Regions from separate parts of the Mus musculus genome. Here region 2 is linked to region 1. Evidence: chromatin loops called from intact Hi-C (ENCODE). Cell type or tissue: heart. All regions are shown on one strand. Links, peaks and the distances in the headings refer to the core of each region. The heading gives the core; the rest is flanking DNA.

Region 1 (4,389 bases), core at 234-4,233:
ATCTATACAAAACACTCACTTTAAACACATTGCCAGGGATCTAGCCGGCAACCTCAGCCTCCCCTTACCTTTAGGTCTATCTTTAAGAATTTATGTTCGCCAGGCAGTGGTACACCTGTAATCCCAGAACTTGGGAGGCAGAGGCAGGTGGATTTCTGAGTTTGAGGCCAGCCTGGTCTACAGAGTGAGTTCCAGGACAGCCAGGGCTACACAGAGAAACCCTGTCCAGAAAAACTCAAAAAAAAAAAAAAAAGAATTTATGTTCTTGGGGGCTGGAGAGATGGCTCAGTGGTTACGAGCACTGACTGCTCTTCCAGAGGTCCTGAATTCAATTCCCAGCAACCACATGGTGGCTCCCAACCATCTGTAATGGGATCTGATGACCTCTTCTGGTGTGTCTGAAAAGCTCAACAGTATACTCACACATTAAAAAAAAAAAAAAAAAAAAGAATTTGTTCTTGGCCCACTACATCCTGTTTCAAACATGAAGGGTTTGTTGTTGTTGTTGTTGTTCATTGGGGATTAAGGTTCTGATCTATCTTGAAGCACTCTTCCCATTAGGTTGGAAGGTTTGGTTTTGGTTTTTGTTTTGTTTTGTTTTTAACAAGAAAGGTGCGTGTGAGCCCATTCTCTGCAATGTCTGTCAAAGCCTAAGTGGTACCCTGCTGCCTGAGCACTCATTTGTCTCCATGACAGTGTTCTGAAACTCGTCTGCTCATATCAGTTCAAGATGTATCTCTTAGCAGAGCTGGCATATCCCACCTGTGCGCACATCACACATTTGATGCATAGCAACACTTGAAAACACAGGCCCGGTTTGGTTCATATGTATTTCAAGAGCAACACCCCCTTGACACTGGAGAAGGCACTCATCAGCTGATTTTGTTTACCCATTCATTCGTACATAGACCTCCAAGCGTAGCGGGGGAGGGAACACCAAGCTATAACGCTTACCCGTGTCTTGGAGGTTGCCGGTAGGAGTAACGGGGGCTTCGTTGAGAAGGATGAATTGTCCACTAAAGAGGTAGTGGGCCTGTCCTAGGGGGTTGTGAGTAAGGAAGCAGGGGGATGTGGAAATGCCTGCTGGGTAACAAAGCAAACAAATCCTACATAAGGTTGAATTGTTGGAAGGAAGAGGTTGATGGAGGAAGATACAGGGAAGAGGCTAGGGAGAGTTGGGGATGGACAGACAGGTGGACATAAAGCGAGACAAATTCTAAAGAATCTTCACTTTTTTTTAAAGCAAGGTCCAGGAGGATTTTAGGAGAAAATACTCATTTCTGATTTTGCAGCTAAAATGTTGACTTTGCCACTGACCTGAGGTTTGATTATAGTGAAGACCCAGAACCAGGAGCAAGCTGAAGAGGACCCCATGAGACTAAAGGAAGAAGTGTATGGGGGAGACATAGATACCACATCAGCCATAGACTGGGTGGGCTCCCATGGCCAGTTAAATGCTGGCCTTTAGAAGGGCCTTTTAGACAGAGGTTATTACAAAAGCATAACGATTGAATATCAGTCTCTCCACTTAGTCGACCCTACTCAAAAGAATGTCTCTCCTATAGTGTCACTTCAGGCCAAGACGATGAGAAAGTTGGAAAGATTTTCCCAGCATCCCTCAAACTACATTACAGAGGCCACAGCTAAAAATCTCTTCATTCATTTACCTATTGAAAGTTCACCTTCATTCCCAAGTACCTAGTCCATAAAGGGACTTCCCTGCAAGGCATCTTGACCTCTGGTCAGTTTAATTGTCAACTTAACACAATCTAGGAACCTGGTAAGAGAGTTTGTGGGACTGTCTGCAGGGAACTGTGTTGATTGTTGTAAAATGTAGAAGACCCAGCCCACTGTGGGTGGAACCATTCCGTAGGTTTGAGTCCTGGACTGTATCTAAGTAGAGAAAATGAACAGCGTTGCAAGCATGCCTGAGTGTGGAGATGATGTGACTTGCTATCTTACTAAGCTCCTTATTGCCTTGACTTCCCTGCTATGCTGGACTGGAACCTAGAATTGTGAACTTGAAAGAAACCCTTTCACCCCTAAGTTGCTTTCTGTCAGAGCACTTTGTCCCCGCAACAGAAATAAAAGTAAGACAACCTCTTAGCTAGGAGCTGTGCGAACACCAAATGTCACAAGTGTGACAATAGCACTGAAGAGTCTCAGAGTTCACATCCATGTCCATCATCTGCCAGCTTCATGACCTTGCGCAATTGTCTAGGACCCTCTCCATCGTGCACTGAACAGGAGTTCAAACCAGCCATGCCTTGAGTTGCCCTGATCCTTGATCTAAACTTTGGTCCTCACCTTCTGTTATCCCTGCTACGTCAAATTATTTGAAGCTTGAACATCCATCCATCATCCTCAATGCCTCCGCTATTTATCTCAGTGTCCTAGTTCACTCAGAAAAGCCTAATTTTCTTCCTGTTCATGCTCTATTAACTGCTCTGACAACTTCAGGTGATGAAGAGCCACCATTTGGCCAAGGGAGACAGCGGGACCCTGTCGGCAATGCACCTGCAGGGGGCAGCATCGGGCAGTGTAAGGCATTGCCAGGGCTCCCTGTACCATCAAGGTTGGTCTGGAGAAGCAGAAGCCAACTGACAAAAGGCCCCGTTTTATCCCAAGTGAGTCTAACACAAGGTCTCCAGGAAGACTGGGTGTTGTTTTTGTTTTGTTTTTAGGGAATCCCTGGCCTAGCCAGCCCAGCTGGGTTCCCCCAGAGCCTCACAGTAGAATGCTGTTGGCTTTCATTACAGCAGCTGACACCTAAGAAGAGAAAATTATCCATCTCCAGTCTCTCACCACGTTCCCAACCATGAGGTAGTGAGGTAATGGGGGAGCCCTTGACAGGGGAAAGATGGCAGCTTAGCATTTCCCCACTCAGCCCAGTGAGACACGGCCCCTAACAGTAAGAAGTGATTAATTTTTTTTTAAAGGCAAAGATGTGAAACTGGAAATGAGGCATACATTTTCACATGCTGTCTTTAAGAGGACATGATAGTTCTGTATCCCAAAAAGTCCACCACACCTGGCCAGACAAGATGATATTCTATGATTTGTGCATCTATTCATATGGGAGAACAAAGACAGGAAACGGTTAAAATCATCAAGATGGGCTGCCAGTGTAGATCTGTTGGTAACTGCTTGCTGAGCATGTACCACCCAAGAGTTCTCTCCCCAGCATGTGGTCACGTCCATAAACCCTAGCACTCCAGTAGAGGCAGGAGGATTAGAAACTGTCATCCACAGGGAACTGGAGAGATGGCTCAGTAGTTAAGAGCACTGGCTGCTTTTCCAGAGGACCTGAGTTCACTTCCCAGCACCCACAGGGCAGCTCACAGTTCCAGGGGACCCAACACCCTCAGAAACATAAAAGCAGGCAAAACATGAAATAAAAATAAAATAAAATAAAAAGTCATCCTCAATTTCTCAGCTAGTCCATGCCAATCTGGAAAACATTAGACACGCCCGTCCCCTCCCCCCCACTCCCCCAAAAAAGAAAAGAAAATATCATCAATATTTTCCCAGAATTCCAGCACACAGGATGATGAAAAGGACAAGGGTGAGAAGAGCGGAAGTCCAAGGATGACAATGGCTACCAAGGTAGCATCAAGGGACCAGCACAGACTGTGAACACAGACTTCCCTAAGAGCTTCAGGCCTCTGCCTGAGAAACTTGTGTCGCTCACTCTCCTTTTGACTTTGACTGGGGGAGGGGAACAGCCATGTCACGGTGACATCATCACCTTCCAAGAACCACTGATTCAGCTGCTGAGGCCCCAGGCTGGACTCACTTCCTCCAGCCAGAAGGCAGGGGGGGGGGGCAGGACTGTGGGCCTGTTCTCGTCAGTCCCCACCCCCACACAGTGCAGATCAGCTTCTTGCCCACAACCACGCCATGTGGGGCTGCCTGCCTTGTTCAGCAACCCCACCAGCAACCCCAGCTGACCAACCAAGGGTCCTGGGGAGAGGCAGAAATCTTTCTTTCCTCCTTGTGAACCAGGAGCTGGCTCACAGGGACAAGGCTGGGATGCAAGAAACGGGAAAGGGCTAAGCCAGATGAAGCCGAGGCTAGGAGAATACGTGTAAGAGCAGGCTAAGGCTGAGACAAACTGAAACCTTCAATTGTGACCACTTCACAGCCACAAGTTGGTCCAAATTGGATGTCACCTAGGGGTCGGCAGATATGGACCACTGTCTTCGCTAAAGAGTGAAAATATCTCCACAGCTGAACTAGACGCTCGAGAACAGAGCAAAAGGAGACCATCTTGCCTTAGTGAGAACTTCCTCCTGGCCGCTGCTGCTCCAGCTGAGTCCTAAGTGCCCTCCCCAAGCCGCTTCTCTATTATGACAACTCAAGGTAGAACCCGTCCACCCTACATCAGCA
Region 2 (4,389 bases), core at 296-4,295, 370 kb after region 1:
CTTAGGAAATAGGCCTTAAAAGGCTATTTTTTTATTAAAAAAAAAAAAAAAAAAGAAGAAAGCAGGAAGAGCAAAAACATTCTCTTCAGGGCCTCACAGCTAACATACACAAAAACCTGCACTTACAATGCAGCCAAGCATCCATACTATTACATATAATTAAATGGTGCATAGAATTATAGATATAAACAAAATAATCAGTTCCTATCTGAAGCTCCTCCTGATTCAAGTAATATTTAATAAACGGACGTAAACAAAGAAGCTGACCAGTGCATGCTGGCTCAGGGCACTAGAAGGCAACCTAGGCTTGAACTAAGGGTAATACATCAAAATTTCATCACCAAGGCTTGAAAAATCCAAGTCTGTTCTGATAACTGTTTTAGAGAGCATCATTTTCAACTATGTAAAAATACATATTACAAAAAATTAAGTGAAGGTCTTTTCCCCTAGCAAAAGCTAACTTTTAAATATAGATACCTTTTATCCCTGTTTTTTTTTGGGGGGGGTGGAGGAAGGAAACAGGGTCTCTTCCCTGATGTTTTAAAGTAGCTAACATTCTAACATTTCCAGATCTTAAAAATTCTTACTCATACCTTTATGCTATTTTTAAAGGAATAGCACCAAGTCTTTGAAATAATACACAACACAAAGACTGCAATCCCATGCAAATGTCTTTAATGCTTCCAACTTACAAAGAAAAAAGGCCCCTTATTTTTCATCTTGCCTATGGAACGATGAAATTACTGAGGTAGGAGCTACATAGTAGGGGAATCTCTGTAGAATCAAATTTCAATTATCTACAATAAATGAATTTTTCAAAAAGTCATTTATAATTGGTCTGAGAAAGATAATGCAGTCACTCAGAAGCACAGGAATTCTGTCCCACTGTGACCAATCTAGAGTAACCATTTAGAAATAATAGTAACCAAATAGACTGTGTACATTGAGGAGTCTCGAGTCACCGTGGATACTCCAGCCACAAAGCTGACATTACAAATCAAGGGTTAATCGAATTTTTAAACTATATCAGGCTTCCCCTTCTAGTCCAAGATAGTCCACATTAATTCTATAAAATAGTCAAAGTTAAAATACTTAGATATATATCACAGGGATATATCCAAGTCCGGTTCCTCTGACCAAAAGCAAGCACCCCATACTGTACAGTAATAAGCTCTCCAGCATGCTACAGCACTAACCTCTGGGAAGAGCTGGCAGCGGTGCTCAAAGTGGTAGGAGGAAGATGAAAACCCAGTGCCCTTCTTTCAGTGGAACCCACCATCTGGATTCTAGCCAAGGCTTTAAAACTGACTGAATGTTATTACAAACAATAAATCAACAACTCCACAGCCTGAACTGTTAGGACCTTTTCTTCCAGAATGCGGCAGAGGAAGGTTACAAGGAAACTGACAAGAGAGTATTAGTAATGAGCCATTCGTTTCTGCCATTAAATACAATATATTACAAACAAACTTATTTTACAATCTTCAAGATTCTATTTAACCTAACTATCCCTTTCCCTGGTCTTCAATTATTACACAGGCTATATGAATAAATGACTGACTGCTGTTGCCTAAACATCCTATCACTAAATTCATATAAAAGTTAAAAAGGAAATCCAAAATATTTTAATCCATAAAACCTAGCTAGTATGTGTGTGCATGTTCCTATTGATTTTATACTCTTTGTTCCTGCTCATACCATAGATGTGAATTCCTGGAGGTTACAGACCCGCTGTCTTTTCTCTCTCCAGGAGCTGAACTACTAGCTTCTGAGAATAACCTATTGCAAGCTTCAAATAAATAAATAAATAAATAAATAAATAAATAAATAAATAAATAAATAAATAAATAAATGCCTTTCAGGTATCCTACCTTTTAAGTATATGAGTGGTTTGCACTGTCTTTACTTTTCCCAATATTGATGCAAGGTTCCTTAAAACATGTATTTAAAAACCCTCCAAAAGCCTTGCAAGAGGAAGAAACTGAAAGGAGGAACATGTCTCGTGCAATACACAAGTAAGGTACTGTATTCACAATACAGTGATTTTTCTCCCTACCAAAAACTTAGCAGAAAACCTGAAATTTTAAATAATTCTCTTCCCTCCTTTCTCTTCCCTCCATTCCAAAACCAGAGAAGAGTGAAAAGCCAAAGATGTGATTATTCTGTATAGTTCGTGCAGTCAGTACAAAGACAGAGACAACCGTCTCCTTATCAAAACAGAACTATTGGCTCAATGCTTTTGAAAACTATAACCACTGCATTAGGCGATACACATTTCACCAAGTTTCAATCCTGTTACAAAGCCTTTGTCAACAGTGAGCAAGTGGAGGTAAGCCGACGGGGCTGGGTGGACTGAAGGCAATCGCTGGAGGGGTTTATCTTGCAAGAGCTCGATTCTCTGGCGAGAGGTGAGCAGCGAGAAGCACCTAACCTTGGCAGAGGGGGTGATCTCTGGCGGTGGGGACCGGAGGTCAGGGTGAGTGGGGAGGGGGTGGCGCCGAACCGCCGCGACCCCGGGCCGCCGTCGCACCTGCGGCTTGGCCTCCCACCACCATTCCCCAGCCCCAGCCCGGCAGTGCCCTTCCTCTCGCCGCCGCCTGCATATCCGTTACCCCGGCGGCAGAGGGCTGCGGGGGAGGGGAAGGACGGCCTGGCCGCCGGGGGCCAGCAGCGCCGGGGATGCCGCAGTGGCTCCCCGCGGCGGTGGGTCAAAGTCCGCCCGGGCCGGGGAGCTCAAGGCAGCGGCGGAGGTCGCAGCTAGGGAGATGACAGCCCCTCCGAGCCCGCCCCAACCACAGCAGCCCCAGGTACCTCATACTGGATGTACTGCTTCCTCCACTCGGGAGTGATGTGCGCGGAGAGGTGCTCGGCGAACTTCATCCTGCCGCGTCCCCCTCACTCCCACCCGGCTCTGGCAGCTACAGGCGGCGGCGGCGGCAACAGCGACTCCGACTCCTCCCCACATGGGCCCCGGCGCTGCGCGAAGCTGCGCTTCTCTCCTCCTCCGCCGCCGCCGAGGTCTCCTCAGAGCCGCCCTCCCGCCATCTTCCTCCTCCTCTCCATAGCCCCGCCCCGCCCCGCCCTCTAGACGTCATCGCCATGGTAACCGCCTACGCCGCTCCGACGGAGGGGGCGGGGTGGGGCGTGGCCTCAGGGGCTTTCCTTCTTGCTCCGCCCCTTTGGGCCGGACGTGGGAAGGCACCTCCCCTGACCTCTTCCGCCTGCCTCCAGTCTGCCTACAGCTGCTTTCTACACTCTGCCTGGGAAAAACAACAATGTTGCTACTGCAATTAATATTGGTACTGGAGCAACAATAATCCACACAAGACGCTGATATTTGCAGAGAACTGTGCAAATATTATTTCCATTTTAATATTGATTCTTCATAAAACCCTTAAAGATAAATCAGCAGTGGTCCAAATTGAGTAGTTGAAACAGTTAAGAGCCAATTGTATTTAAGGGAACTGTATTTGCATGCTGTAGATGCTCAATAAATGCTTGCTTTCAATTTAAAATGTCAGTGCCAGAAAGTTTGTGCTGCTTCTGTATCTCAATGTAATTGTCTAATTAGTCCTAGTGCTACCAGAAAGGCCAAAACATCTAGATACAAACCAGGATTGACACTTTGTGATACAGCTGACTGGGAGTGGGGGGCAAACTTGAGAGGGAAAACAATGCTGAGAAGAAAGAGAATCCTCTCCTCACCCAGTCCCTGTGTGACAGTCCTGTATCCAGGCTGACCTCTGGAAAGATACCACAGAGGCAGCAAAGTACCATATTCCATGTGAGAGTGACTGCCCTGAAGGACTTATCTGAGGGAAAAGCCCAGGTCTCACCTTGGATGGTGGAGCCCTGGATAACATAGTAGCTGACTCTCTTTTTAAGTGTGTCTATTCTTGTCCCTGTACCAAGCACTGTTCTAAACTCCTTACATGTAACTTTATCCTCTTTAACTCTTACAACTTTGATGAGACTCAAAGGTTTGCTAAGGAAGTATTGTACCTGTGACAATATAGATCCCTGTTGACTTCCCAACACACACACACACACACACACACACACACATACTTCAAAACGCCATATGTTTTTCCTCCTTCCCTTCCTCTAAATTCCCCTTTCTAATAAGGTTTTATGAATGTTTCTTCAAGAGAAAGAGAGGGTATGAGGCTTGCTCAGAAAAAGCACATCTTTCTGGCAAATGTTTGAACAGAAGCCTCAGCCTCTGGTGAAAGAATCGTCAGGGGGCTGGAGAGATGGCTCCGAAGAGCGACCTAAGTTTCATTCCCAGAATCCATGTCAAGCAGCAAGCAGCTCATAACCACCTCTAACTCCAACTCTGGGGATGTTTGTGGCACCCAAGGACACCTACCTGCACTCACATACAAGTAC

Evidence for each region. Peaks named below come from ENCODE experiments on the same cell type or tissue, not always from the same donor. Only the 100,000 strongest peaks of a DNase experiment are listed, where the experiment ranks them.
Region 2: it touches region 1 in a loop (1.9-fold over the local background); 1 of 42 quality-filtered maps calls a loop at or near these places.

What each region holds. Positions count from the first base shown.
Region 1 is chr1:155,046,615-155,051,003 of GRCm38, forward strand. The region is part of intron 2 of Gm41980 (a long non-coding RNA gene); the gene reads right to left. Gm41979 (a long non-coding RNA gene) reads right to left here and starts at 1,253. Exons shown (of 3, transcript XR_878637.3): 1 at 955-1,253. In heart, for the core only: a CTCF peak has its summit at 2,512 (motif pointing right); DNase peaks (open chromatin) are centred at 2,537 and 3,787; H3K27ac peaks cover 1,693 bases.
Region 2 is chr1:155,414,355-155,418,743 of GRCm38, forward strand. It overlaps Xpr1 (xenotropic and polytropic retrovirus receptor 1), which reads right to left and starts at 3,090. Exons shown (of 15, transcript NM_011273.2): 1 at 2,812-3,090. The coding sequence starts at 2,880. In heart, for the core only: a CTCF peak has its summit at 2,649; a DNase peak (open chromatin) is centred at 3,167; H3K4me3 peaks cover 1,555 bases; H3K27ac peaks cover 1,305 bases.